Linked DNA regions of Mus musculus: all the other regions are linked to region 1. Evidence: chromatin loops called from intact Hi-C (ENCODE). Cell type or tissue: heart. All regions are shown on one strand.

Region 1 (5,000 bases):
TCCTCCCCTGCCCCCAGTGGCGGTCCCTGGTGAAGGAGACAGTCTTTGCTTGCCCAGACTGTCTTATTTGATGGTGAGTGTGAATGCATGCATCTTACTTGGGGTGAACCAGGGATGAAAGATGTTTGCAGGAAGGGATGGCCAGGAAGGGAAGCTCATTGGCTAAACACTCAGGGTTGAGCTAGACACCTCACTAGCATGGAGAACCCCAGGTTTGCATGCTAGGGTGTTATGGTCCTCTCAGTAGGGTGTCGTGGTTATGTGTTCCAGATCAGGTTCCAGATCTGGCAGGTTCCAGATCTGGCAGGGAGGGAGCTGCCCTCACGCCTACTGTTCTTAATTCTGAGATGTCCCAGGTTTAGGCTGTCTTAACCTTACCGGTTCTTCTGTCTGGTGACATGGTCCACTTGTTCCACGGGTATGCACCACCACCACCTGGCTGGTTCTTTATTTTTAATTAGTTCTTTATATATTTTGGATATTAATCCTTTGACAGATACATATGTGATTTTCAAATATTTTCTCTCATTCTGTTTGTTATTATCTTATTTTGTTGACAATTTTCCCCTTCTTTAATGATGGGGCTCAAACCCAGGACCTTGCATGTACCTGGCAAACATTCTACCAGTGAGCAACACACGCATCCTAAGAATGTCTTTTTGCTTTTTGTTTTGTTTTTTAAAAAATATTTACTTAATCATTTAATGTATGTGAGTACACTGTCGCTGTCTTCAGACACACCAGAAGAGGGCATTGGATCCCATTACAGATGGTTGTGAGCCACCATGTGGTTGCTGGGAATTGAACTCAGGACCACTGGAAGAGCAGTCAGTGCTCTTAACCACTGAGCCATCTCTCCAGACCCTGTCTTTTTGTTTTTAAGACAGAAACAAAGTTGGACCTTCCTCTAACACTATATCCTAGGTTAATTCTATGTAGGTCTCTCTTTGTAGCCTTGACTGGCCTGGAACTCACTATGTAGACCAGGCTGGCCTTGAACTCACAAAGCTGCTTCCTGGGTGCTGGGGACTAAAGGCGTGTACCACCGTGCGGGGCCCAATGCCAACTTTTGCCTTATGTTTGCTTCTAATATAGTTTTAGGTCTCAAGCTTAAGTCTTTGTTCTTTTGTGATTTTTTTTTAAAAAAACTTTTGGTACTGGGACTTGAATCCAGGGCCTCCCAATGATAAACACGTTTCCACTGTGTTGCATTCAGAACTCCATTTTGAACTAACTCTAGAATAGTGTTAGAGAAAGGGCCAGCCTTGTCTTTTTGCCTGTGGATATCCCGTCTTGCTAGAGTCAATTGTTAGAAAGACTTTCACTTTTAAAAGATAGAATTTTTTTAAAAAAGCATATTAACTCCTTACGGAATTCTGAGAGCACAGGGTTGAGTTATTGACCCAATTTCTATATTTTCGGCATAGCAGAACCTAGAGGATTCTCTCCCCAGTGAGGGCAACGTAAGACTGTTCTTTCACTCTTGTTAAAAAGCATTTGACCGTTGAATTTATAGTCTATGTCTGCATTGCTATAAAGAGGAAAATGTTAATACTACACATGAAATAGGTTTTTTCTTAAAATTCATTATTATCATTACTACTGTTGTTATTAGTGTATGGGTATGCATGCCTGTGGGGACATTTGTGGAGTAGGTTCTCTTCTCCCCTCTATACATGCATCCAGACATGGAAAGCAGGCCACAGGGCTTGTTTAACAAATGTACCTACTGAGCCATCTTGCCAGCCCTATGCTAAAGATTTTTCTTTTTGTTCTTTTGAGACAGGGTTTCCCAGTATAGCCCTGGCTGTTCTGGAACTCACTTTGTAGACCAGGCTGGCCTCAAACTCAGAAATCCACCTGCATCTGCCTCCCAAGTGCTGGGATTAAAGGCGTATGCCACCACCACCACCGCCTGGCAAAGTTTGTTTGTTTGCTTTTTTAAGATTTATTTATTATTATTTATCTATTATTATATTAGTACACTGTAGCTGTCTTCAGACACACCAGAAGAGGACGTCAGATCTCATTTTGGATCTCCATGTGGTTGCTGGAATTTGAACTCAGGACCTTTGGAAGAGCAGTCAGTGCTCTTAACTGCTGAGCCATCTCTCCAGCCCCAAAGTTTTTTTTTTTTTATCCTTGTGATTTTTAAAATAAATAAAAACAATTGTAAACATTTCCTGAAAAATCCCTCACTCTTTCCACTGGCTATGCTCGTCTGTGACACTTCCAAGATGCTCTCAATGCATTGAGTACAGTCTGCCTTGTTGGCCTGCCCACATTCTGTCAGGTAAGCAACCAAGACCTAAGTGGGCTGGAGGTATTCTATATGTCCCATGCTCCCCACGTGTTCTGTGAAGTGCAGAACACCCAGATCTCCGTGAGATGACGGTAATGTCTCTTTCCTTACACCACACAACTGGTAGGTGGCCGATCAGAGACTTGGACCCGTGGTCTTCGAATGAGGACTGACTGCTGGGTAGCCAGGGAGGCTGGCCTGTCTTGGGGAGGAGGGGGAGACAGGGAGAAGGTTTTGAAGAGAGGGTAACGGCAGAGATGACTCATTGGGGAAAGGCCTTGGGAATTATAAGGTTTGTATGTGTGGATGACATCAGCTTGTCTAGGAGACCAGGAGATACCCCAAGGGGAGGGACTCAAGACCGGAAGCAGAGGGCCAGGGTCAGGGCCAGGGTGTGGGGTTTTGGCTTAAGCCAGTGTTTTTTGGGGGGGGGGAGTCTTCATTTCCTTGAGCTAGGCAATCTTGCCCTAATTCTTCAGTAGATAGTTTATAGCTCTCCTTGATGCATTTGATGCTCAAATGGCTGTCAACTTAGCATTAGTGGGGGAACATGTGTCTATTCAGGTAGTCATTCTAGGGCCAGGTCCCTCAGAGTGCCTGTAATGGGGAGCAGCCAACCATAAGTCTACAAATCCCTTTACAAACTAACCGGGGAGATACTACCAGCAGAGGGCGCTCTTCAGCGAGACAAGGATTGACCCGAACTCTGCTATCTGCCTTGTGCATTGAGAACCGTCCATCCTTCCACTGTGTGGGTTCTGGGCCTCGAACTTGGGTTGTCAGACTTGGTGGCAAGCACCCTCACCTGCTGAGCTGTCCAGCCAGGTCCACTGATTGTTTCTTTATGTTAAAAACCTTCAAGGTTGCCAGGCAGTGGTGGCGCATGCCTTTAATCCCAGCACTTGTTCCAGGCCAGCCTGGTCTACAGAGTGAGTTCCAGGACAGCCAGGGCTACACAGAGAAACCCTGTCTCGAACTCCGTCTCCGTCCCCCCCCCCCCCCGCCCATATCTTCAAGGTTCTTTTAGCCTTTTGAAATATATCATACATTCTTATTTTTGCTATAATTTTCATTTACTTATTTATTATTTATTTATGGTACCGAGGAGAGAACCCAGGATTTTGTACATGTGAAGCAAGTGCTCTATCACTGAGCTACATCCCCATTCCCACAATACCACCGTTCCCTACAGTCTCTGTCCTATGCAACCACACACACCGGAACTTCCTGCTCTTTGCTCTCACGCAGTTCCTGTTGGCCAGAGTTCACCACCCCTTCCTTATTCTTCTCTTGCAGCCTTTGGTATCTCTCATTCCCTTCGCCAACTTCTGAAATGCTTCTTTAGTTTCATTAAACAGCAGGCTGGCCTTTAGTCATGTCTGTGGCATCCTTGAAGCTCACTCAGCTTAATAGTAAGTAGGATTCTGGATTGGAGCTGAGCATAGGGTCAGAGCATTAGTGAATTATTTGATGCCCCACTGGCTTTGTGGCTTCCACTTTGCCCGAGGGGTTACCATGTGTCATCACACTGGCTCTTGGAGATATTATTACCATGCTGGGGAAATCTCCAGGGAGCCAAAAAAATTCCAGGCAGGGAGATAGCTGCCTTCCCTGAATTCAGGGCTTCTGACCTCAGCGCCCCACCCCATCCCCACCACAGCCAATCAGCAAAAGATCTCTCCCAAACTGACAAGCAAAAGAAAACCTTGCAGACAGCTGAGCCCAAACAGACTTGGGTGAGGCTGAGGGGAACATCAGGCGTGGCGTCACCAGTCACCGGCTGTAGGCCAGGCTGTTGCCTGGAGATAGTTTGTTCATTTACCAGTGGACAGCTGAGCCAGTTGGGGGAACCCCAGGAGGAAGGCAGCGCTGGTGCCCAGGGGAGACTGGGTTTCTTTAAGTAATAGAAACCACAGGGAGGGCTTTGCCACTTTCAGAGAGTGCACCTTCTTCACACAGGAGCTGGCAGGAAGCCTAGGGGTTGGAGGTTGAGGGAGACCCTGGCAGGAGAGCCCGTAGCAGCTACAGCACCAAGGAGGGGTGTGGAGAAGCTGGAAGGCCTTCCGAGGAGAGAGGATTCACGGCTGTGTTGGCTTTCTGGGCAAAAGAATCACAGAAGTGTGTGTGTGTGTGTGTGTGTGTGTGTGTGTGTGTGTGTGTGTGTGTGTGTGTGTGTGTGTGTGTGTGTTTGGGGTGTGTATATACAGGTGCATGCATATGGGGTCACAATAATTTTTTAAGACAACTAAAACAACTGTACACACACACCAATAGGGGAGAGAAAGAGTGGACTTTAGAATCTCTGCGGTAGAATGCAGGATACCGGGCTGGAGAGATGGCTCAGTGGGTAAGAGCACCCAACTGCTCTTCCGAAGGTCCAGAGTTCAAATCCCAGCAACCACATGGTGGTTCACAACCATCTGTAACAGAGTTCAAATCCCAGCAACCACATGGTGGTTCACAACCATCTGTAACGAGATCTGACTCCCTCTTCTGGAGTGTCTGAAGACAGCTACAGTGTACTTACATATAATAAATAAATAAATCTTTAAAAAAAAAAAGAATGCAGGATACCTTATGCCCTTCAGGAGTCTGTCTGTCTGTCTGTAGTTATTTGAGACAAGGCTTCTCTATCTAGCCTGGGCTGACCTGGGATACTATATGTAGTAGAGGCTGACCTTAGACTTATCACTCCCCT
Region 2 (5,000 bases), 150 kb after region 1:
AGACTGACTTCTTGCTAGGCTTCTAATACAGCAAAATTGGATATGCTCTATACTGTTCTAAAGGACAGCACACCCTGGGCCGTCTCTTGGACACCTAGTGTTTCCAGTCCTGACTCTGCTTTTTTCTATAACCCACTCTGAGCAGGTATGAACAACTCCACACAGGCACATGCAGATGGCGCCTCCTACAGGTGCAGGCCCTAAAAGTCCTGCTTCCTGTCCTGGAAGTCATCTGTGACACACACACACACACACACACACACCCTACAAATCCAGGGAGTCAATGCTTCTAGAGCCTTCTGTGATTGCTAGGGGTGAAGAGAGTGTGGAGAACTCTCTTCCCTTTCATCCTCCAGATACCTGGTCCTGAGGACCCTCCCGCCGTCCCTGGGGAGGTCTTACAGGGTTAGGAAAGGCCTGTTACAGGTTGCTGCAGAGAGGAGATGCAGAGGGAAATTGTAGAGGGGAGGTGCAGAGGGGAGCTGTAGAGGCGAGTTAGCCGTATGACATGTGTCCCGGTTGTCTCTCTCTTTGTCCTACTATGTCCTTCCTGCTCCCCCTCTGCCTCACCCTGAGCATAAGGCTTTGTTTCAGGATGTGCTTTGCAAGGGCCAGGCTAAGCTGTCAGAAGTGGTGGGCAGTGGGGAGCACAACACCTGACTTGTGTGGAGCACAGCTGCTTGGATATTCTACATGGACTGACATGTGACACAGGTAGTAAGGGCACTCGTGGCACAGTGCTCTGAAGGCCAGTGACAAAGCTGGGGTTGATGGTTACCTTTTGTCAACTGTTTTGGAAGTCAGCTGCCCATAAGTCTACAATTTCCATGAAAGCCAGAATTCACCTTGGTAGTGTTCAAGGGCGCCCGTGGCTATATAGCATCGTACCATGCTGTGCTGAGAACTAAGCCCAGAGTCAGATTGTAAAGGCAACAGACCAATCTATGAATGGATGACTCTTGATGAAGTTCCTTTCAAGAAGCCACTGGGTGTGGTGATGACACCTTTAATCCCAGCACTTGGGGGGCAGAAGCAGGCAGATCTCTAAATTCAAGGCCAGCCTGGTCTGCATAGTGAGTTCCAGGATAGACGGGAATACGCGGAGGAACCCTGCCTTGAAAACACTAAAATCTAAAAAGGAAGAAAAGCTTATTTGTTTGTTGTCTGTCTTCATACCACAGTTTGCTTATTGAGCTCAAAGAACAGCCTAAAAGAATCTGTTTTCTTCCACCATGTGGGTCCCAGGGATCAAATCCAGGTGGCCACCCTCAGCAGTAAGCTCTCTCACCTACCAAGCACATCTCCCCGTCCCCTTGATGAATTCTTTTATACCCAATTCAGGGCCCTAAAAACAAACAAACAAACAAACAAACAAACAAACAAACCACCCTAGGGCAACAGACCCTAACACCTGAAATTAGGAGGGGGTGTTTGGGTGCTATAGAAAGCAGGCAGAAGCCCAGCGGCGTGGTGGCACATGCTTTTAATCCCAGCACTCCAGAGGCAGAGGCAGAGGCAGGCAGATTTCTGAGTTCGAGGCCAGCCTGGTCTACAAAGTGAGTTCCAGGACAGACAGGACTATACAGAGAAACCCTGTCTCGAAAAACCAAAAAAATAGAAAGAAAGAAAGAAAGAAAGAAAGAAAGAAAGAAAGAAAGAAAGAAAGAAAGAAAGAAAGCAAGCAGAAGCCATGAGGAACAAGTCAGTAAGCAGCACCCCTCAGTGGCCACTCCATCAGTGACTGCCTCCAGGTTCCTGCCCCGCCTTCCCTCCGTGATGAACAGTGCTATGGAATTATACGCTAAAATGAACCCTCTCTTCCTCAAGTCACTTTTGGTCACGGTGTTGAGAACGACAGTGTCACTTTTGAGAGGGATGGCGCCTGGCCCCAGCCTGCCCCACAGTGGCGAGTTACAGTCACATCCTTCCTGTCAGTGCTTGCCAAACTGGAAGGTGTGCACTTGGGATGAAGACTCTTGGGGACTGCAGAGTCCTCACGTTCGTTCTCCAGACTCAGTGGCTTTTGGTGGGAAAAAGCTGACTAGACTCATTTAAAACCGTTCCATCCCAGCAAGAAATCAGAAATGATACCACACCCTCTGCACGGGCAACTGCAGAGAAAGAGCGCCTGAAGCCAGAACCCAGAGGATGCGGGTGATCGTGGTCCCAACAGACCCCCATTGGACTCACTGACCCCTGAGAAGGGTGGATTGCAGAGGGTGATGGTTGACTACTGTGATTCTAGACTACTGTTGGCAGTGTGCTGGGGGGTGGTCACTCAGGCAAGGCATTCTTACTCTCCATCAACAGGTAGGATAAATAATAATAGTAGTTCACTTTAACTGGTACCATTGCTTGGATGTTGAACATCTTCCAAAGGCCCATGCGTTAGTGACTTGAACCTCAGCCTGTGGTGCTGTTAGGAAGTGGTTGGACTTTAGAGAAGTATAGCTATGTAGGAGGAAGTTAGTTCACTAGTGGTGTGTCCTCAAAGAGGATATTGGGACCCCAGCTCCTTCCTCTCTTCTTTGGGTTTTCTGGTTGCTAGGACATGAGTGACTTCCTGTGCCATGGTCTCTGGCTCATCACAGGTCCAAGGCCACAGGGTCAAGCAACTTGGAACCAAAGCCTCAGAAATAACAGACTAATCCCAAGTGCATGGTTATCTTGGATATTCTGTTGGAGCAGTGGAAAGCTGACTAATAAATGGCAACTGTTTTCAGTTCTAATTGGTAAATGTATTCTTCTCCTGTTTCACCAATGGGAGGGTCTAAATCAGCTTCCTCTCACATGGGAAAGCCAGAAGCATCCGTTCAGTGTCTAGCTTAGGGGTTACTTTGACTCTCCCGCTCTCCATCCTACTGTGACTCATGGGAAGTTTGGGCCTCTTGACACTCCATAGTCTCCTGAGGCTCCCACTGGATGGGTGTCATTATGCTCACGAGACCCTCAGAGCAAGGAGTGGCAATCACCAGACACCTAGTAAGCACAGAGGTGAGAGACAATGGGAAAGAAACCCTAGGTGGATGTGTCGACCTGCCACGTTGACAACATTCTCAGGTCGCCATTGGTCTGAAATCTCCAAAGCGTCCCTTCAAAGCAAGACTCAAGTTACTGCATGTTATACCTGCCACAGAGAAGGGGCCATGGCCTTAGCAGACCTCTGGGTTTGGAGACAACATAGTTTAAGTATTGGGGATAGTGCTCTAGCCCATGCCAGTGACTTGGAAACCTGACAGTTTCCAGGCTCTGCAGATTGTCCACCCTGCAGCTGTAGCTCATCCGTCATCTATACCATATAACTAATGAGACACCAGAGCCAAAAAGGCCATGGCACATTTGGCCTCCTCTAGATGGTTCCACTAGACAGAGCCCAGGGTAGTCCACACTAACCTATACCTGGTGTTGGGAAGTCCTTTGCCATCTCTTGCCCAGAGACACTCAGGATTTAAATGGAGGCCATTCAACCCAACAGTTTCTTGAAATGGCCTCCTCCTCCTCCTCCTCCTCTTCTTCCTCTTCCTCCTCCAGCTTGGGCAGGGGAGGGGGTCATGCAGAAAGCAGCAGCCCCTCCCTCATGCTGGGGTAAGAGAGGATGTGGTCCCATGTGGACTCTGTTTTGCTTTGCAAAGCTGTGTCTATTCCTCCATGCTCAGATTCCCAAACCAGGTAAAAGGATAATCACCCTAAAAACAGCTCTTTCTGCACATGGTGACCTGCTGCACCTTGCTGTCTCTGTAAATGCCTCAATTTAAAAACTCTTATTTTTTTTTAAGATTTATTATTATTTTTAAGTACACTGTAGCTGTCTTCAGGCACGCCAGAAGAGGGCATCAGGTCTCGTTATGTGTGGTTGTGAGCCACCATGTGATTGCTGGGATTTGAATTCAGGACCTTTGGAAGAGCAGTCAGTGCTCTTACCTGTTGAGACATCTAGCCAGCCCCTATTTTATTTTATTTTATTTTATTTTATTTTATTTTATTTTATTTTATTTTATGTGTGTGGATGTTTCCTTCCTTCTTACAACGAACATGTGCTGTAGCTTAGGGAAATTTGTCGTGTGTGTGTGTGTGTGTGTGTGTGTGTGTGTGCTAACATTCCAATATTTGTACAGCAGCTCTGGTCCCTGTTCCCCCCATCTCTACAGTACAGGTGCCATCGTCCCTCAGCTATCCCAGAGCTGTTTCATCTAGGGACCAGAAGCTGTCCAATAACTTTAATTTTTTTCCAATCCTGTTTTTAGTGATGGTTCTTTCTTACACGCGTTCGCGACCGGCCAGGAAAGACGCAACAAACCGGAATCTTCTGCGGCAAAAGCTTTATTGCTTACATCTTCAGGAGCCAGAGAGCAAGAGCAAGAGAGCAAGAGAGCAAGAGAGCAAGAGCAAGAGAGCAAGAGCAAGCGCTCTATTGCTTACATCTTTAGGAGCCAGAGCACAAGAGAGCAAGAGAGAGAATGGCAAAACCCCGTCCCTTTTAAGGAGAATTATCCTCCGCCTAGGACGTGTCACTCCCTGATTGGCTGCAGCCCATCGGCCGAGTTGTCGTCACAGGGAAGGCAGAGCACATGGAGTGAAGAACTACCCTTGGCACATGCGCAGATTATTTGTTTACCACTTAGAACACAGGATGTCAGCGCCATCTTGCAACAGCGAATGTGAGGGCAGCTCCCCACAGTTCTTAAACACTTTACCCTCCCTTCTAGCCCACCACCCACCAGAGGTAGAGGAGAAGAAAGGATACGGGGACATGGACCTGTTTAGAAAGGTTCTTTGGAGCAACTCCCATCAGTGTTGTCTAGCAGTTCAGTTCACAGGTTAGCAGGCAGCAGCAGCTCCATCCACTTGCAAACACTTCACAGATACAGCAGCAGTCCAGTTTGGTAGAGTTAGGATAGCAACAGTGGTGACACAACCTCTCTCTAGAGGCAGGCCTCAGCCTAGGCTCGAGTCAGCAGGAGGGACCAACAGGAACACCAGGAGAAGTTCTCAGCTGTGCC
Region 3 (5,000 bases), 230 kb after region 1:
CATAGAGGGACACTGGGTCCTGACACTCAGGGCTCCCTGAGTGAGCTCTGGGATGCCTATGCCCTACTAGAAGCCAGGCATTCTGCTAACCATGCACCAGTCCCCAGAGCAGCTAGCCGACCTGGACAACCACTACTGCTTCTAGCAGGAACCATGACAACAAGCTGAGCTCAGCCTCTAGCTTCAGGCGCATTGGTCCGTCCTACACCAAATACAGCTGCTTGCCTTTAAATAATGGCTGGGGATTTGAAACCCCAGAGCTTTACAACTGAAGGTTTGGTCTCCAGGATGACGTTATTGGAATATAGTGGAAGCTTTACTCTTCAAGGCGTTTGGTTTCAGACCAGAGACATGGGACAGAGGTACACATTTTACATACCAAAGCAGACTGTGTCTCCAGATTCTCCCAGCATCCCGCAGTTCCTACCTGGCAAACCCTGCCTTGAACTTTCCAACACTGCCCCTACCCCTCCCCAGGCTCTTCCCTTCCAACGTTTTGCTCTCTCTCTCTCTCTCTCTCTCTCTCTCTCTCTCTCTCTCTCTCTGTGTGTGTGTGTGTGTGTGTGTGTGTGTGTGTGTGTGTGTGTGTGTTCCTGTGCATCCTCCCATATCCCTCACCATGGCGACTCCCCTGGCCTCAATCCTTGGAGCCAGTGAATTTGCCCGAGAGCAGCTTCTCAATAAACCCACTTTAATATAATATAATCTGACTTGAATTGGCTCATTTCCCTGGCAGCGGACAAATAACATATCACAGATGATTCTCAGCTGCCGCTGTCTACTTTTAACCTTTTTGAAGCCCTGGCAAAAGAAAGAAAAGATGGTGTGGTGTTCTCTGTGCCGAACCGCCAAATACTGCAGTGCCAAGTGTGAGAAAAAAAAAGCTTGGCCGGATCACAAGTGGGAATGCCAATGTCTTAAAAACTGCAACCCAGATATCCCATGGGTTCCGTGGCTCTTTTAGGCAGGGTTATCGTCAAGTTTACCCCTCAAAGTCAGAAAGACTTTACTCATTTTATAATCTGGAGTTCAATATTAATAAACTCAATGAAGATAAGAAAGAGGGCCTGAGGTGACTTGCAATGACATTTCAACATTTTGAGAGAGTAGGAAAAAAAGAGATGAAAATGTCTGGATTTTACAGGGAAGAGATTGGGGGGGGGGGGGGACACGACAGCCAAAGCCCAGACCCTGGGCTAGAAAGTTCAAGGTTGGGGGCAGGGTATGCCAGGTAGAGACTGAGGGATTCTGGGAGAATCTGGAGGCCAGGTCTGCTTTGGTATGTAAGATCCACACTTGGGTCTCTTGTCCTTGATCCGAAACCAAATACAAGGGTCAAGAGGAGCTCCTTAGGTCGTTGAAGGTGCACCCTTGCAGAAGATTCTGGGACTCTGCTGTTCTTCACCGGCCTAGTCCCTCTGTCCCTCTGTCCCTCTTCCCTCCTCTGTATTAGTGACTTTTCTATTGCTGTTATGAGACATAATGACCAAGTCAGCCTGTAGAGGGAAGGGACTTACAGTTTCAGAGTGATGGCAATCCTGCCCTCTCTCTCCCTACCTCAAAATGCTTTCATATGCTTGTTTGAAGTGAGCATTGGGGTGAGTGTGAAGGACAAAATAATAAAAATAACTGCAATGGGGGAGGGATGTGAATGTGCTCCGAGGGTTGGCAGAGACTGCCGGTGGCATCCTTTTTGGCCCTATTTTTCTTTTCGTGATGTTTTCAGGAACTGTTGTAACCCTCATCTTAGATACAGAAACAGCCTCAAAAGACGCTACCTGGTTTGCCCGTGTTAATTAAGTGCGAACACAGGACTCAGGCTGGCCTGCGCTGACCCCAAAGCTGGGATCTTCGGGCCAGGCTTGAAACGCTAAGGAAGGTTCTCTAGCTCCACATTGTACACAGAACCACGGGGACAGCACCTAGGTAGTGCTGCCACCTAGCGATAAGATGGAGAACTGCACGTGCCAATTTTTGGTCCCTGTTTCACGCTGAGCTGACCATTGAAGTTCCGGCCAATGGTCATACCTTCCTTGCTCTGCCAGGAGTGGGGTGCACAGTTGTGATCTCTGGATGTAAGCTTCCACCTCTCTGGGCACCCCCAAAGCTCACTATAAAGGGAGTCATAAATGATTGACAGGAAGCTCTCAACAGTTTGGGGGTTCCACCTGGCCTCCACATATCACCTTGAAGACATTTGATGTGAGGGTCAAAGTTCATCCCATACCTCCTCTATGGCAAGTCCTCTAATTTCTGTACTGTCGTGTTCGGCTCTAGTCATCAAGCAACCAGCTAGCTCTCTGGTCACAGAGCAGAGAAAACCCCTGTGCCCAGTGTCTCTGCTCTGCCAGGCTGCCCTGCCCCGTGCCCCACTTCTTCTGTCCGTTGGATTCACCAGCTGAGGCCCGTTTGTGTCAGCACAGTCATTCAGACACAATGACTCAAGTCGGTGGGGGAGGGGGAGCTGTGTCAGCACAGGGTGTTTGACCTTTATGGCAGTGAGGAGTCACCTCAATCTGAAATGTGTGGCTGCCTAGTGATTTCAGTCTCAACTGAAATGCGGACATGAGTGTGATCAATGGGCAGGTGAACAGAAGCACTTCCCCGCTTTCACTCCCTGCACATAGCTCCTTCTGGATCTTCTCTCTTTGTCCAGGTCCGTGACACCTGAACCGTGAAAGAGGAGTTCTCAGAAAATTGGGTACTACCAGAAGATCCAGCAATTCCTCTCCTGGGCATATACCCAGAAGATGTTCCAACTGGTAATAAGGACACATGCTCCACTATGTTCGTAGCAGCCTTATTTATAATAGCCAGAAGCTGGAAAGAACACAGATGTCCCTCAACAGAGGAATGGATAAAGAAAGTATGGTACTTATACAATGTAGTACTACTCAGCTATTAAAAACAATGAATTTATGAAATTCTTAGGCAAATGGATGTATCTGGAGGATATCATCCTGAGTGAGGTAACCCAATCACAAAAGAAGTCACTTGATATGCACTCACTGATAAGTGGATATTAGCCCAGAAACTTAGAATACCCAAGATATAATTTGCAAAACACAAGAAAATCAAGAAGAAGGAAGACCAACGTGTGGGTACTTCATTCCTCCTTAGAATAGGGAACAAAGAAGGAGTTAGAGAGACAAAGTTTGGAGCTGAGATGAAAGGATGGACTATCCAGAGACTGCCCCACCCAGGGATCCATCCTATAATCAGTCACCAAACGCAGACACTATTGTATATGCCAGCAAGATTTTGCTGAAAGGACCCTGATATAGCTGTCTCTTGTGAGGCTATGCCAGTGCCTGGCAACTACAGAAGTGGATGCTCACAGTCATCTATTGGATGGAACACAGGGCCCCCAATGGAGGAGCTAGAAAAAGTACCCAAGGAGCTGAAGGGATCTGCAGCCCTATATGGAACAACAATATGAACTAACCAGTACCCCCCAGAGCTCATGTCTCTAGCTGCATATGTAGCAGAAGATGGCCTAGTCAGCCATCATTGGGAAGAGAGGCCCCTTGGTCTTGCAAACTTTATATGCCCTAGTACAGGGAAACACCAGGGCCAAGAAGTGGTAGTGGGCAGGTAGGGGAACAGGGCAGGGAGAGGGTATAGGGGACTTTCAAGATAGCATTTGAAATGTAAATGAAGAAAATACCTAATAAAAAATTGAAAGAAAAAAAAAAAAAAAAGAAAGAAAGCCAGTGTTCTTTTCCCCTTCAGACACGGGCCTCAGTGACCAAGCCCGCTCAGTCAGTCAACAGGTTCTCCAGCATGGGAGTGAGGATTAAAAAGAAAAAAGACACACAACATTGTAGGGTAACCCCAGTCAATTCTGAGACTGAAGGCAAATTTTTATTTTCCAACCCACTTTTTTTTGGGGGGGGTGGTTGAGACAGGGTTTCTCTGTATAGTCTTGGCTGTCCTGGAACTCACTTTGTAGACCAGGCTGGCCTCAAACTCAGAAATCCGCCTGTCTCTGCCTCCCAAGTACTGGGATTGAAGGCGTGCGCCACCACCGCCCGGCTCCAACCCACTTTTTAATACCACTTTAATTACATGCAAGTATTTTGGGCAAGCTAAATCCTGTGATTACTCCTGATAGTTGTTACAAAGGGCTTATCATAATGACCGAAATATTTGAGCCCACTTTCTCCTCCAAGCCCAAAAATCTTGCCTGAGTCCTAGTTCCACCCTAAGACTAAAATTCCTGCCTTATCCTACTTTCCTATCACAGCCTAAAGTTAGATTCCTGCCTGAGCTTACTTCCCTGTCCTAGGACAATGTCAGATTCCTGTCTGAAGCCCACTTCTTTGCCCTTAGCCAATGTCAGACTCCTGCCAAGTGGTACCCCAAAAGACTTTCCACACCTCAGCACTATGTGGTGAATAGAAGGAGGATAAAGGGTCTTAATCCTCTTTAGAATAGCAACCCTCTCAGTAAATGTGAGCCTCATTCTGGCCAAAATCAACCCAGTGGCTTCTTGGTCTAGTCCTCAAAATTTGCCTCTAACATACACAATTCCTATTGTAAAACCCATCTTGGCTAGTTTTACATCAACTTGACTCAAGCTATAGTCATCCAAGAGGAAGAAACCTCAGTTAGAAAAACGCCTACAAGCAGGCAAGCCTGTAGGGTATTTTCTTAATTATTGATGGAAGGAGGAGGGCCTAGTCCATGGTGTGTCATGCCATCCTGAGGCAGGTGGTCCTGGGTTAGCTCCTGCCTCCAGGATCAGCCCTGCTTGCACTCCTGCCCTGATTTCCCTCATGATGAACAGTGTTGTGCAAGTGTAAGCCAAACAAACTCCACATTCGTTGCTTTTGGTCTGTATGTGTTATCACAACAACAGTAACCCTAATTAGGACAGAAATTGGTACCAGGATCATGGGGCATGACTATGACAGGCATGACCGTGTTGTTTTTGGAAGAACTGTGGAAAGACTTTGGAGCTTTGGGTGGAAAAGACACACAAAAAACCCCCCAGAAAA
Region 4 (5,000 bases), 350 kb before region 1:
TGTTTGAACACCAGTGTTCAACACGTTACACTTCCTCTTCACAAAAGGTAAAGGCCACGCATGGATTTACAGTGGCCGCATCACGACCCAAGGATGTGCCTCACATTTTAGAATCACTAAGTATCTGCTGCGCGGCTCAGTTCCCGTCTTTACAGTTTTAGTCACCAGCCGCGCCATGTGGCCATTCAGGAATGGGCACTGACCAGGAAAGCCAAGACTAGAGGAAATGGTAACAAAGACAGCTGAATAAATGTCCCCCTTCACCTGCCTAGCTAGGGTGGGAACATCCTTCCGGGGATGCCCCCTGCTCCCTCGGCACCATACAGAGCTCCACAGCAGCTCGGCCCCGCCCTCAACCTTCAGAAACTCTAGGCTCCCAGTCTGTACCCCACGTGTGACGCAAGCCATAGTCCTCCTCAGAGCTCAGAGTTGGGGAGAACAGTGAGACCCCAAAGCTCAGAGGAACTGATGGGCCCTCACCTTGCACATGCTCCAGGTGCAGGAAGATGGAGTCCTCGCTCACGAAGTATCGCAACAATTTTGTCATGTAGGGGACGCCATGTGGGATGATCGTCAGCCGCTCCCGGCTCACCATGTGACACCTGGGGAGGCTCTGGAGAGGGGACAGGGTATGTAAATGAGCTGATACCGCCCAATGCTCTGGCTTCAGGGCACCGGAAGATGAACTGGGAGCCAGGCTGAGTAGCATCTGCTTCCACCAGTTCCTGGTCCAGCCCTCACCCCTGTAATCCCATGGAATCCACATCCAAGGATGGGATACAGTGTGTGCATGTCAGTCGTGGAGCCTTGGGCAACGCTCGGAGGAATTGGCAGAGTTGGTCTTTGGAGGAAGCATGGACTTCATACGCACATTCCGGGGGTGGGGTGGGGGTGGGCAGGGGTCTCAAGAGCTCTGAGAAAGTTCCAAAAGAAACGCTGCACGCCAGCAGCCGGGCAGCACCTGCCTTCACGATGAAGGTTCCTCCAGTTGCCGGGTCCTGAACCACCTGCACCTGCCAAAGTCCAGGAGGCACCGGTCAAGCTGTGTTAGTTCCCGGGCGTTCCATGGCCCGAGGCCCTGACTATTCCCAAACATCTAAGCCCTGGTGCCTCTTCCTCCAGCATCTGCAACTCCTACCTATGTCTCGTGCTCTCTGGGCTCCCGCTCTGTGGGTCTACCCCACAGGTCTGTGTAGTGCGAGGGAGGATGGAATGGATACTCCACCTAGGCTGGCAAGAGGTCTAAGTACCCGCTGTTGGGTTTGCCATAACTCTCATGAGAACATCTCCCCGCCCCCCAACCTGCCTACACTAGCTAGACCCTGTGTGGCCTAGAAGGACAACCAAAATCAACACTTCAACTGCAGGCTTTCGCCAGAGGTCATCATCCCAGCAGGGATTGAAGGTGGCACTGAGTCAGTCAATTCTTTTGTGCACAAATGAAGCTAGGTGTGCATGCCTTTAATCCCAGCAGTGATTGAGAGAGGCAGAGGCAGGCGGACCTTGTTGAGTTCAAGGCCAGCCAAGTGCACAGTGAGCCCTTTTCTCAAAACAGAACAAAACAAAACAAAAACCAGAAAAACAAAACCCCCAAATGCGTTAAGAGCCTGAGGCGTCTGAGAATGTGGTTCCAGATCAGGACGGCTGCCTTCAGCAGGCTCCACACACTCCAGGAATTTCTCTTCTTTGCTACACTTCTTTTGAAATAAAGTGGGTGCAGTTGTGCACACCAGTCACCTGTCCTTTGACAGTAGCCGTCTCCTTCTCGGGGTGGCTTCGGTAAGTGGGGAGCTGGGTCCACATTGCTAGACAGTGGTGAAAAACAAAGCCTAGGAATGGAGTAGGGGGAAGAGCCCTGCAGTCTTTTTTAATGGTACTGGGCCTCCTGCTCACCAGGCTAGAGCTCTGTTACTGACTTATATCCCCCCAGCTCAGGGCCCTGGTTCCCGAGCTTGGGCAAATAAGCTGACTTTTTTAACTACCAAAGAGGGATTAGAAATGTCCAGCTTTGCTATATCGCTGGTTTGTTAGGCTGTAAATAGGAGAGTCCTTAATGAAGCCATGATGATATTACATGCTTGCCAAGTCACGCACCTTCTCTGAACCTTGTGCTTGTTTCTGAGTTGTGCTTGCGTGCGTGCGTGCGTGCGTGCGTGTGTGTGTGTGTGCATGTGTGTGTGCGCGCGCATGGGTGTGCGTGCATGCGTGTGTGTGTGCGTGTGCACGCACGCATGGGTGTGCATGTGTGCGCGCGCGTGTGTGTGTGCATGTGTGTGTGCACGCGCGCATGGGTGTGCGTGCGTGCGTGTGTGTGTGTGTGCGCATGCATGGGTGTGCATGTGTGTGCGCGCGCGCGTGTGTGTGTGTGTGTGCATGTGTGTGTGCACGCGCGCATGGGTGTGCGTGCGTGCGTGCGTGCTTGCGTGCGTGTGTGTAGAGACCAGGCTTGAGGATGCTGGTGTCTTCTTCCTAAGCCACTCTCCATCTTACTTTTTGAGGCAGTCTCTCGCTGAACTTGGAACTCACCTCTCTGGCTAGGTTGGCTGGCCAACAAGCTCCTGCCTACCGCCTCAGGATTGGAGTTACAGACATGCACCCTACTATGTCTAGCTTTGTACGTAGTTGCTGGGAATCAAACTCAGGTCTTCATGTTTGCATGGGAAGTTCTTTGCCAACTGAGCCTTTTCCCTAAGCTGCCTAAAAATGGGGGTCTCAGCAGTTCGTGCTTTCTGACGTCATTGTGCTTGTTGGTAAAAGCAAAGACTCCAAGTGTCAAATCCTCCTCAGCCCTGGTAATTACCAATGTCATTGTAGCAGAAACAGACACTGCTCATTCAGTGCTAAGGGCTTCGAACGGCTCACTTCACCGTGTTCTCCTACCAGCTTTCCTGGTGAAATTGAGGTTCTGAAACGTGAAACCACTCACTTTCAAGCCTACTGCTAAAAGGCTGTAGCATCAGAATTTGAATACAGACAGTCTGACCGTAGAGAGGGGTGAAAGTGCCTGCCAGGCTGGGCCTTATTTTCTCCATAATCAGGAAAGCAAAAGCAGGGGCTAGGCTCGCCCCACCCCTCCTTCCTATACCAGGGCACCTACACCAGAGCAGCAGTATCCCTTTTGACCACAAGAGGTCGCCCTCTAATGGCTAACTCACCTAACTCAGGGTGGCCTTGGCTCCCTGACCAAACTTGTGCAATGTTTGAAGACAGAGGCAGAAAACACTGGGTTCATTTAGGAAAAGATTCCCATAAGTATTGCCCCCCAGTTAGTTCCCCACCATCCTTCCCCAAGTGGTATTCCCCGCTACCACCTCCTTGGCCAAGTCCTCTGATTTACAGTCTGAAAACTCAGTCAAGGATCGGAGCCAGAAATTAAGTAAGGACCCATGGTGTCAAAAACCTGTGTATTCAAAACATACTCTGCCCTACTTTCTTTTGGAAGGAATTAGACCAAAACATTAACAACGACTACTCTGAAGTTAGGTGGGGCAGTGAATTGATTTCTTTTCCTTTTTCCTTTTTGGTTATACACTCTCCACTCTCACAGAATACTTCCAGCAGAGCGAACATTTTCCCATTGATACAACCAAGCAGGCAAGCACACACATCCTCTCCCTCTGATAAGTGGCCCAGAGGACAGAAGAGCCAACACCTGACTCCCTGGATCTTAGTTGTTCTCTCTCTCTGATCATTGTTAAGGGGCTGGAGATGTAGGTTGCTCGGGAGAGTGCTTGCATAGCACGCATGAAACCCTGGGTTTGCTCCTCAGCATCAACTGGGAACAGTGATACGCACCTGTCACCTCAGACTCAGGGATGAAGGCAAGAAAATCAGGAGTTCAAGGTCATTCTTGGCTACGTGGCAAGTGTGAGGTCATCCTGGGTTACATGAGATGCTGTCTAAAAAGTGCGGGCAATTATGAAAACACAGCACTGCCAAGCACAGCTTTCCCTGCCTTGTGCACTGGGGAAGCCGTCGACCCCAGTGGTGGTGGAGCCCATCAACGGAGACACAGAAAACTAGGTTTTAATTAATCCACAAATGGGAGCACAGCCTTATAATTGGGAAGGTGGAAGGCAATTGTGGCCACTGTTTGTTTGTTTTTTAACATTTTATTATTTCATCAGATCCCATTACAGATGGCTATGAGCCACCACGTGGTTGCTGGGAATTGAACTCAGGACCTCTGGAAGAGCAGTCAGTGCTCTTAACCACTGAGCAATCTCTCCAGCTCTGGATTAGGCCTTTGCCTTTTTCCTTTTTTTTTTTTTTTACAATTTATCCCTAACAAACTTTCTTTTCTTTTCTTTTCTCTTCTCTTCTCTTCTCTTCTCTTCTCTTCTCTTCTCTTCTCTTCTCTTCTCTTCTTTCTCTCTCTCTCTCTCTCTCTTTCTCTCTCTCTCTCTCTTTCCAGACAGGGTTTCTCTGTGCAGCTCTGGCTGTCCTGGAACTCACTTTGTAGACCAGGCTGGCCTCGAACTCAGAAATCCACCTGCCTCTGCCTCCCAAGTGCTGGGATTAAAGGCATGTGCCACCACTGCCCGGCTCCTGGTTTCCTTTTTTAATTAATTAATTATAAGTGCATTGCCTGCATGTATGCCTGCAAGCCAGAAGAGGGCACCAGATCTCATTACAGATGGCTGTGAGCCACTATGTGGTTGCTGGGAATTGAACTCAGGACCTCTGGAAGAGTAGCCAATGCTCTTAACCTCTGAGCCATCTCTCTAGCCCCTGATTAGGCCTATTTTTAAGTAGGAAATCTAAATCCTGGGTGGAACCTCTCTTGAAGCAGGCAAGCCCCAAAACTTCAAAGATGTTTGAGTCTCTCTATTATAAGCCCTGACTGACCTAGTAGTCATTATATAGACCAGGCTGGCCTCGAACTCACAGAGATCTGCCTGCTTCTGCCTCCAGAGTGCTGGGATTAAAGGTATCTACCATACCCTGCCAGGGTCAAACAGGCTCCTAAAGGCTTAGAGGGAAAGATAGAGTTGAGCAGA
Region 5 (5,000 bases), 330 kb before region 1:
GATGTGGAGCTCAGGCGGAGAGATCGCCATTCAGTGGCAGAGACATTTGAAGCCGTTCTGGCATCCCGTAACAGTGTCTCTGGTTAACCCATCCCAAGACAGCAGTCTTCGGATGGAACTGGTAGGAGTGGCTCTGTTGTTTGTACTTTTATACTAGGTGGTTTGTGGCACTGGGGTGGGGGGTTGAGCTTGGGTCTTACACATGGTAAGCAAGCTTGCTACCGCCGAGCTACATCTCCAGTCCAAAAAAAAAAAAAAAAAAGGTGTTTTTAAAGAAATCAGTCTCCAGCCTTCTTGGATATTCACTTAAACTTTGTGTGTGGAAGGCCTGGGGCCTGCTGTCCTTGCTAAGGTTGCACTTTCCCCTCAAAGGAGCATTAGGACCTCCAAACCCAACTGTTTGTGAATATGATTTTAAACCTTCAAAAAGAGCCTGGCAGTGGTAACACATGCCTTTCATCCAGCACTCAGGAGGCAGAGGCAGGTGAATCGCTGTGAGTACAGCCTGGTCTACAGAGTGAGATGCAGGACAGCCAGGACCACACAGAGTTAATTCTGTCTTGAAAAAAAAAACCAGAATAAATAAATAAAAATTTAAAAATTAATAAAAAAAGAAAGAAAGAAAGAGAGAGAGAAAGAAAGAGAGAGAGAGAGAGAGGGAGAGAGAGAGAGAGAAAGAAAGAAAGAAAGAAAGAAAGAAAGAAAGAAAGAAAGAAAGAAAGAAAGAGAAGTTCACAGTGAGCACATGAGGCAGGATTGCTGTGAGTTTAAAACCAGCTTGGACTACATAGCATCCTATGTAAAACAAAACAAAATAAAACAATCCTCCTCTAGGCATAGGTTCAAGGCCAACCTAAAATTAAGCGAGAGGCACATGAACTATTAAAATTCTTTGGGGCGATACCTGAACAAGACCCCTGAGAACCCATATCTGAGAGATGGCACAGTGGCACCTGATATCTGTGTGGTGTGTGCTGATCATTTAGCTCTGGCTAGCTTGGCTGCCAGGTGGGAGTGTCCCTTCCCCCACCCCTCTCTTCCAGCTACACTGTGACTCTGTAACCTGGGACTCCAGCCTGCTACCCCTAGGGTGAAGCAAGGATGGGCAAGGCAGGGAGAGGGGAGATGAAGGGAGGGATCCAAAGACAGAGAGACACACTGGCCTGGGAACCTGAGAGCGGCAGACGCACTGCACCTGCCCCAGAGATGCCCAGAAGTGGCCAACTATGTAGGAGAAGGCATGATCTGGAAGAACAGGGCATGTGGTTGTCACCTAGGTGCCTGGCACACAGCAGTGATCCCTGCACAGTAGCACATTGCTTGTTGTACTCCCAGGCCCATCATTTTACAAGGAAAGGGACTTGTTTAAGGCCACAAAGAGATAAGGGACAAGAATTAAAGTCCCTGGATGCGCCTTAGACCTTTTTTTAAAATTTATTTATTTATTTATTTTTCGAGACAGGGTTTCTCTGTATAGCACTGGCTGTCCTGGAACTCACTTTGTAGAGCTCGAACTCAGAAATCCGCCTGCCTCTGTCTCCTGAGTGCTGGGATTAAAGGCGTGCGCCACCATGCCCCGCACGCCTTAGACCTTAAAAGTGGATTCCCTGTTCTCATCGCAAGACCTCATCCCCAGTGCCCCACCCCCTCAGGCTCAGCCTTTGTGCCAGTCCTGGGCCCCAGCATACTCACGGGTGGGGTTCCTCAGTCTGTGAGTTTCTACTCCTCTTCCTCTTCCCCTTGGTTTTCCTCCTGCAATAAACCAAGCGTCAGTACAGAGGGTTCCTCGTGCTCGGACAGCGGCTGGCAGGTCCGACAACCTCCCCGCGCACTAAGTACACTTACCTTTCTGCCTTTGTCGTCTCCAGAATAGGTCTAGGGAAACGGAAAGATGCAGGGGAGACGAGTAAATGGATGTTTCCTGCTACCACCCACTTCCCACAGTCCCTAGGTCCTGGTGAGGCGGTTGCTCCAGCGCCGCTAGGGGGCAGCACCGAGCTGGTGAAGAAGCTGTGGCGGGGTGGGGGCCCCAGTGCTTGCGCTCCCAGCCCTACCCTAGGTCCTGGCAATCCCCAGGGAGGTCGATGTTCCCCTCTGGGGCTTTTCATCACATGTTTCTGCTCGTCCCAGCCTCTTGGCATCAAGAGCTGGGATCTTTTGATTCTGCTTTCTGCTTTTTAAACTTTTTCTCTGTTCACTTTCCCCGTTCCTTCTAGGGGTACACTCTGGGAGCCCCTCAAGAAAGTAAATGATGAACAAGATTGTGGTCAGGGCAATGGTGACTACCAGCTAAGACTGCCTGCCTGGGCTTAACCCAGCCCCACCGTGGCAACAGCAGGGAGCTTGCTTCGCAGTCTCCAGGCATGTCCCAGCTCTGCCTTCTGGGGCCATGGCTCTTGGCCCAGAAGTAAAAAGAAAGGTGTCCCTGTTGCCTGGCTTGCTGGAAAGAGATCTCTTCAGTAGTTCCCAAGAGCAGTGTTCCAGACAGGAGGGGCCGCATGGGCCCTGAGTGTATGCTGTCCTGAGCCAGCCCACTTTGCCCAGTCACACCTCTGCAGATGGGCAAGTCAGAAAAAAGATGATATAAAAGGTAAAGGTCACCATTCAGCCCCTGGGGGAGGAGGCAAGGAGGGACTCCTGACTGAGCTATTGGTGTCTGGCTGGAAGTGAACAGGTTGACTCAAGGCCTCTAATACTGGCAGAGTGGAGAGGGCCTGGAGCCAGGGCTCAGGTTCAAAGAGGGCAGCTAGAGTCCTAGGCAGAGCCGGGCAGTGTGGCTAACTGTGGCTATGAAGAACATGGTGACTGCCAAGAAAGGCAGCAGGCGTGAGACAGGCCAAGTCCAGATCTAGAGCCCCTTTCCACGCTGGCCAGTGGAGCAAATCACAGAACTGTAGTGTCTGGCTCGCCTCCTCTGTGCGATGCTGACAAGGTGGCCACAAGCGGCACAACCTTGCTATCCCGCTCACCACCATTTCCCAGGCACTTAGGCCAGTGTGTGGCATGCAGTGGGCACTGAAGAGACACACGTGGAAGGTGGTTGCTCTCCCCTTCTTCCAGCTCCAGACGAGGCTCCAAACCTCTAGTCAGGTGCCTTGTCTGTGACACAGAGACGCTCCAGACCTATCTCATGTCTCCGGGACCTAGATGGCATGCTAGGCTGCTGTTCCTAGCAGCAAGTGTGCCAAGAGCCTGGGGAACAGATAGCAAGGCTGAGGGTTGGCCAGAGCTCCCAGGGACAGTTAGCAGTGTGCAGCAACTCTAAAGACACCACTGTACCTGCTTTGCCTGTCTCTTTCCTTCTATGAGGTTTTCCTGCTGTCTTCTCAGTACAGTTTGCCCACCCTACTCCCCACAGGCAGGCAGCCTGGTCCTGAATCAAGCACAGGCTTGTGATACCTTCGTCTATAGACATTAGTTCCAAGGACCTGTGACAGTTGTGTGACAAGCGCCAGGGCTCTGGATGTCTAGGGGAGACTTCCTTTTCTACTGGGACATCTTGGCAGCTGTACTCCAGCTGCTGGGGCCAGCTCCTCAGAGTGACTTGGCTCATAGGGAATATTAAATGAAAAACATCTCCCCAGGACCACTTGCTTAGGGAAACAAACGCAGCCTGCTATAGGCTGGCAACCCCCTCTTCTGCCCCAGGGGCCCGGCAAGGATCTGCTAAGTGATCAGGGTTTGTCCCTGCTGCCCACCCAGGACCTACCTGCATTCACAGAGCACATCCTGAGAAAATGTCATCTCCACATAGAAATGTGGATCCCGATTGGGGGGAATCTTCAAGATCTGTGGGAAACAAAGTTCATACTCAGTAAGGAGTCCATGAGAAGCTCAAGGTTGGAATGGGGGCTCAAGGGACCCTGGCTTGGACCCACTGTAGGCCCCTGACCTGCCTCTGTCCCTATCTGGGTAATTTCTAGAGGTTCTGTGGGGATCTGAATACAGTGTGGGCTATGGGCAGGCGGTGACATGTGGGGGAGAGTTTCCCTACCTGCATAGTGATGTTGGCTGTCTTTATCGGCACACAGTGCAGACCTTCATCACCACAGCAGCCACTACAGCGACTCAGAAGGACACAGGACGGACTGAATATGTGAGACACCTCATCAGGGTATTCATCCAAGATGTACACCAGCTTCTCCATGGGCCGACAGTAGCTGCGACCCCACACTTCGTTGAAAGGCACCACTACGGGAAGACAGAAGGGCCAGGTCAGGTCAGAAGGGGTGTCTCAGACTTGGCTCTCGGGTTTAGTTCACACCAAGTGAAGCCCCTGACTCTATCTTGGGTCCCTCTGCTCTGAACTATTGCTGCCGTCACCCTGGGATGCCTTAGCTGCTTCGGGGCTCAAATTCCAACGGAGCAGAATCTCTCATGGTCCCAGCTTCTCAGTCTGTCTTTCTCGCTGGTTCCACCTCCTTGGAGCTTTGACGACTATGCCATGACCACTCTTCAAGCTTCTGCGTCTTTCTCCAGCCTGGCCTAGTGCTTCCTGGGCCTTGGGGAACTTGCTGAAAACAGTTCTCAAGTACACCAGGAAGGGCCAGCCTTCCCCTGGCCTCTGCCTCAACCCCACTATGGCTGGCTACCTTGTGTCCCACCCCACTCAATACAACTCCTCTTCAGCTAAGAGCATGCCTAGTCATATGGTCCAGCCTCATGTCTACTGGGTCCCACCACCCTTTAAGGAGCCAGACATATTAGTATCGATCGCAGCTTTGGAATCTAGATCTGCATGGTCCAAGGAAGACCGTATGGCTACACACCCAGCCCCCACTCCTCCCTGAAGCCTTCTCCGGCCATTATCCCAGGAGCAGAACTCCTTTCTGGAGCATAGCTTGGGTCCCTGGCTCCCATCTTCCATCTCTGGTGCTTCTTATCTCCGCCGGAGCCAAAATGAGGCTCTGGGAGAGCAAGAGCTGACCCCAGTAAACATAGGCCAAGTGACTCCTGACTGATGAGGTGACAGTTGGCCTAGGATTACCAGGAACAGTCCC
Region 6 (5,000 bases), 170 kb after region 1:
TTGTCAGGTAGTCACCAGAGAGGACTGCTCCAACACAAATTTAAGTCAATAGAAAGTCTTTATTAGGCTTTTTGGACAGGGATATCGAGAGGCAAGATGTAGCTACTAGTATCCCCCAATTTATATGGTAAATCCACCCGGATTTGCCACCAGAAGATTTAGATTGAATATGGCTTACAAGATTAGGATTCTAGTTGTTGTGCCTAGCGATTAAGTCACCATTGTTTCTGGGGAAAAAAAAAGAAAAAGAAAAAAGAAAGAAAGAAAGTCTTTATTAGCCAGCCAGTGACAACACTGGGTTTTCGGGATCCCAGTGTAGCCCTGAGCCTTTCTTGGGATGGGCTTTTAAAGCACAAACCCCATGTTTTGGGTTGACATACTTCAGCTAACAAGAGCAGTTCGCCAGAAGTGGAACTACAGAAACTAAAAAGTAAGGTTAGTTACATTCTGAGACTTTCCCAGAGCCGTGGACTTTGATGGGTTAGGCCTTTGTTTTAGTTTTGGCAGGTGATGGTGTGTTCACAATGAGTTTTACAGCCTGAATGGCATTTCCATCATGGAGTCAGTCATGCTAAGGTCTGGTGCCCTGCTACCAGAGAACAGAAAGTCAGGATGTAAGGGCCTGAAATCCAGACAGGCCTCCTTCTGAATCATGTGACAATAAATTCTGTTGGGGCCATGGCACACACCCCCCCCCTCTCCGTGTGAATAAGGCAGCCTGGCTCCTGGATGCAGGTGGTGGGGCCTCTTCACCTGGTACCGGCTCGCTTGTCATTCAAGGTTCCCTTCAGGCGTGGCTGAACTTTCAGTGGGTTTTTGGCTTGAAGCTCACCCAACAGCGAGCCGCTGACTAGAGGAACTTAGCCTTTGCTTGGGGGGTTGGGGGGGGAGGTAAGCAAAGAAGTGGTTTGGAGAGCGAAAGGCTCAGTTTGCCTCTGCCTGGTAGCCCATGTGAAAGGCGCTTGCTTCTGTTTGAGGTGCAGGGTGTCTCCGGATGGGACCAGGAAGTGGTAACTCCTTCAACCTGGCCGCCCGTTCACACCTTCAGTGACTCATTTTGATGAAACTCAACGGAACTCCAAACACCTGCACACACCGTGGAGTATTTTCAGATAGAAAGCTTCCCAGCTCCCTTCTGTACAGACCCCAGGAAACAGACCCACCAGAGGCACCAACAGCCCGAGAGAACACTGTTCCTGACTGCGCACACCTCCTTGCTCCCGTTTCTGCGCTCCTGGATACAGTAAGCACTGGCCTTGAGGGGTCCAAGGCGAGCAAGTAAAACACGCTGGGGTGACTGTTTTATGCACACCCATCAGAGGCACAAAACATATACATACATGGGGATGCATGTGTTGTGTTTTTATAAGCAGATCACTAATTTGCATATTGTGACTGATGTCAGTTTTATAAAATAAAAATTCGAGTTATGTGTGTATCTAAATTTATGTCTCCCTAGATGATAGAATTATAATAGTTTAATTGTTTTGTTTTGTTTTGTTTTTCGAGACAGGGTTTCTCTGTGTAGCCCTAGCTGTCCTGGAACTCACTTTGTAGACCAGGCTGGCCTCAAACTCAGAAATCCACCTGCCTCTGCCTCCCTAGTGCTGGGATTAAAGGCATGCGCCACCACACCCGGCTCATTTCTTTCTTTTATTTTGTAAAGAGTACACTGTAGATATACAGATGGTTGTGAACCTTGTTGGGAATTGAATTTTAGGACCTTTGCTCACTCTGGTCAGCCCTGCTCGCTCTGGCCCAAAGATTTATTTAATATTATACATAAGTACACTGTAGCTGTCTTCAGCCATGCCAGAAGAGGGAGTCATATCTCATTACGGGTGGTTGTGAGCTACCATGTGGTTGCTGGGATTTGAACTCAGGGCCTTCAGAAGAGCAGTCTGCTCTTACCCGCTGAACCATCTCACCAGCCCCCTTCCATTCTTCCTTTCTTCCTTCCTTTTTTTTCCACATTGTTTTCAGACTGCACCTTGTTTAGTAGTCTAGGCTGGCTTCCAATTCCCCAATGATTGAGCTATGGGTATACTCTCTTCACCTACTTTGATTTTTTGTTTGTTTATTTGTTTTTTTGTTTTTTTGAGACAGGGTTTCTCTGTATAGCCCTGGCTGTTCTGGAACTCACTTTGTAGACCAGGCTGGCCTTGAACTCAGAAATCTGCCTGCCTCTGCCTTCAAAGTGCTGGGATCAAAGGCGTGCGTCACCAACGCCCAGCTGATTCACTTATTTCTTATTACAAAACTTTCTGTCTCTTTCCGCCATTTTGGCGCCTATGGAGGCCTGCTGGGAACAGGACTTCTAAAAGCAAGTGTGTCTGGAAGGCTGTGGTGCAAGGCCATTTTTGCTGGCTACAAGCCAGGTCTCCGGAACCAAAGAGAGCACACAGCTCTTCTTAAAATTGAAGGTGTTTATGCCCGAGATGAAACGGAGTTCTACTTAGGCAAGAGATGTGCTTATGTGTATAAAGCAAAGCAAAGCAAAGCAAAGCAAAAACAAAACAAAACAAAACAAAACAAAAAAAACAAAAAACAAAAAAAAACCCAAAAAAACAAACAAACAAACAAAAAACAATACAGTGACCCCTGGAGGCAAACCAAACAAACCCAGAGTGATCTGGGAAAAGTAACTCGGGCCCACGGAAACGGTGGTATGGTTCGTGTCGAATTCCGAAGCAACCTTCCTGCAAAGGCCATTGGACACAGAATCCGTGTGATGCTGTACCCATCCCGGATTTAAACTAATGGAGAGTAAATAAATAAAAGCAAAACAAAAACAAAACAAAACAAAAACCCAAACAACTTTCTGTAATTGACAACGACACTAAGGACCACTCTAAATCCTTGGTCCAGAGGATGCTTCTTGAGCCAGATTGGAGACCCGCTAAGATTCCCTTCTGAGCTGGGGAAAGCCTTGCCTCCTCTAACCAATATCTTTGCTGCCCTCCAGTGGCTATCTGGGGCCGCAGCACGCCTACTGTCTCAAACTGCCTATTTCTTCTATTTCTATTTCTATTTTGTTTCCCAGGAACCCGGTTTCTTAGAACTGGCTTGCTTTTCCGAGTTTGAGGGCCATTTATATTCAGTGAGGTACTCGGGTGTGACCCTTTTCAAGATCCGGTGGAAGTGTCGATCTTGTTAATCTCCAAAAGATCCCAGCTCATTGCAGACCCGAAAGGGCCTGAGTAGTGGCGCTGAGAGCCCACGTTCTCACAGAGGAGCCGCATTTGGTTTTTGTTTAGGGTCCTGACTGCTGAAGTCCACCAAGCACACCTTTCCAAATGCTAAAGGCAGTGTTTCTCCTGAAGTAGGAGGAGGTTTCTGCTTTGGCCTTCCACTCCCAGACGTTTTTGTATCAAGCTAATTGCTCCATCTCTCTGTCCTTCATCTGCCGGGGGGGGGGGGGGGGGGGTTGTCATCATGCCTTCGGGATTTTTTTGTTTCTCTGTATAGCCCTGGCTGTACTGGAACTCACTCTGTAGATCAGGCTGGCCTCGAACTCAGAAATCTGCCTGCCTCTGCCTCCTGAGTGCTGGGATTAAAGGTGTGCACCACCACGCCCAGCATGCCTTCGGGATTTAACACACACACACACACACACACACACACACACACACACACTGTGCCACCCCCAGCCACTAGCAGGGGAGCCGAGTCGCTTTTCCTGTGGCCATGGCTCACAGACCTGTATTGTCCAACCCTGTGGGGGAATCAAGGCTGCAGTCCATCACGCTGCAGCCACAGTCAGAAATCAGAGAGGGGTGGGTGCTGTTCTCAGCTTTTCTTCTCTTTATTCAGCCCAGGACCCCAGCCCATAGAACTGTACCAACCAACCACCTCCGGGAACACAATCTAGATACTGCCGGAGAGGCTAATCTAATCTAGGGCCCAAAGCTTGTCTTGTAGGCAGATCTAGATCCTGTCCAATTGACAATATTAGCCATCTCAGAAGAGATAGCTTATCTTCATTTTGCAACCAAGAAAAGCAAGATTCAGGCAGGCTGAGTTTCCAAAGGCCGCACAGCAGCTGGACAGTAGAGTTTGATTCTGTTTCAGCTCCCAGCAGCCCCATCCTGATGGGGATGGCTCTTATTGATATATTTTAAATGAAAAAGATATTTTTATTCCCCACTCCTACTTGGTTGAAATGAGGGAGATTCCAGTTGCCGCCACAGATAGGCACCACGGAGGTGGCTTTATGCATCTCTCTTTTCATGTCTGCAGTGGTACATAGAGGCACTGTCATTTGGTAGATGGGTGATTTGGGAGGGGGAGTCCAGGCTCTTTCCATCATTGCTTCTGATACAGGCCAGGATTCCCCCTGGTACTTCTGAACTGTTCATGTGGCACTGACTTAAAACTTATTGTGTGGTCACACTTCCCTGGCAAGGAGCCTGGGAGATGAAGGCTTACACTGTGCAGCAGGCTGAGGCCCTGGGGCCTCAGACCAGGTTGCTTTCATGTCTCCTGCAATGGATGGTCTGGCACCCAAACTGACTCTCTAGGTGTGTACTGGGATAGCCCCCACCCTCTTCCTCCCTCTTACGGCAGACTTCTAATGTTTATGCTTGCATCTCTCCCAGGACACCAGGCTCCTGACTGTGGGTCCAAGCTGACTTCTCAGCCTATAAGGTTCCTTCTACAAGCAGGGCTCTGGCAACTGTGGCATGGATAAAGGTGGGCAAGCTGATGGGGGGTAGGGGGCGGAGGAAGCAGTTGATAGTGGTCTCCTAGGCTCCTCCGCCCCCACCACAGTGAGTTTCAGAATCGTGGGACAGCAGCTCTAGGAACAGGGCTAGAAAGCCCTTTGAGGTTGATTTGGAACTTCTGCTCGTTAAGAGTGGAACTGAGACCCTGTGTGTGGTCACAGGTCGTCAGTGCCTCTACACCTGGCCCCCCATGAGAGCCTCATGTAGTTGAATCCCCTCTAGTCTGTTCTGAGCCTATGTCCACTAGTGCCTAGGCTTGAACTCGTGGCCAAACCG

The links. Hi-C counts contacts between places; a loop is a spot of excess contacts. Peaks named below come from ENCODE experiments on the same cell type or tissue, not always from the same donor. Only the 100,000 strongest peaks of a DNase experiment are listed, where the experiment ranks them.
Region 2: it touches region 1 in a loop (6-fold over the local background); 15 of 42 quality-filtered maps call a loop at or near these places.
Region 3: it touches region 1 in a loop (4-fold over the local background); 13 of 42 quality-filtered maps call a loop at or near these places.
Region 4: a loop joins it to region 1, with 2.3 times the contacts of the local background. A loop is called at or near these places in 7 of 42 quality-filtered maps.
Region 5: a loop joins it to region 1, with 1.9 times the contacts of the local background. A loop is called at or near these places in 3 of 42 quality-filtered maps.
Region 6: it touches region 1 in a loop (6-fold over the local background); 29 of 42 quality-filtered maps call a loop at or near these places.

Annotation. Positions count from the first base shown.
Region 1 is chr12:85,493,954-85,498,953 of GRCm38, forward strand. No RefSeq gene overlaps it. Among named protein-coding and RNA genes, the nearest start is that of Fos, 23 kb to the left of the region's middle. In heart, a CTCF peak has its summit at 2,972 (motif pointing right); DNase peaks (open chromatin) are centred at 3,048, 3,558 and 4,018; H3K27ac peaks cover 545 bases; H3K27me3 peaks cover 157 bases.
Region 2 is chr12:85,645,679-85,650,678 of GRCm38, forward strand. It overlaps the pseudogene Gm33312. Among named protein-coding and RNA genes, the nearest start is that of Batf, 39 kb to the right of the region's middle. In heart, CTCF peaks have their summits at 178 (motif pointing left) and 1,913; DNase peaks (open chromatin) are centred at 1,903 and 2,393.
Region 3 is chr12:85,727,646-85,732,645 of GRCm38, forward strand. No RefSeq gene overlaps it. Among named protein-coding and RNA genes, the nearest start is that of Flvcr2, 16 kb to the right of the region's middle. In heart, a CTCF peak has its summit at 1,942 (motif pointing left); a DNase peak (open chromatin) is centred at 1,946.
Region 4 is chr12:85,139,864-85,144,863 of GRCm38, forward strand. Rps6kl1 (ribosomal protein S6 kinase-like 1) reads right to left here. Exons shown (of 11, transcript NM_146244.4): 5 at 966-1,013; 6 at 481-613. Among named protein-coding and RNA genes, the nearest start is that of Rps6kl1, 8.9 kb to the right of the region's middle. In heart, CTCF peaks have their summits at 3,108 (motif pointing right) and 4,617 (motif pointing right); a DNase peak (open chromatin) is centred at 3,128; H3K4me3 peaks cover 488 bases; H3K27me3 peaks cover 1,592 bases.
Region 5 is chr12:85,167,666-85,172,665 of GRCm38, forward strand. Pgf (placental growth factor) reads right to left here. Exons shown (of 7, transcript NM_008827.3): 3 at 3,995-4,191; 4 at 3,710-3,789; 5 at 1,846-1,875; 6 at 1,693-1,752. Among named protein-coding and RNA genes, the nearest start is that of Pgf, 7.1 kb to the right of the region's middle. In heart, a CTCF peak has its summit at 1,983 (motif pointing right); DNase peaks (open chromatin) are centred at 1,996, 2,326, 2,736 and 3,396; H3K4me3 peaks cover 542 bases; H3K27ac peaks cover 1,457 bases.
Region 6 is chr12:85,660,114-85,665,113 of GRCm38, forward strand. It overlaps the pseudogene Gm33312. Among named protein-coding and RNA genes, the nearest start is that of Batf, 24 kb to the right of the region's middle. In heart, a CTCF peak has its summit at 2,973 (motif pointing left); no DNase peak of the experiment used is centred here; H3K27me3 peaks cover 305 bases.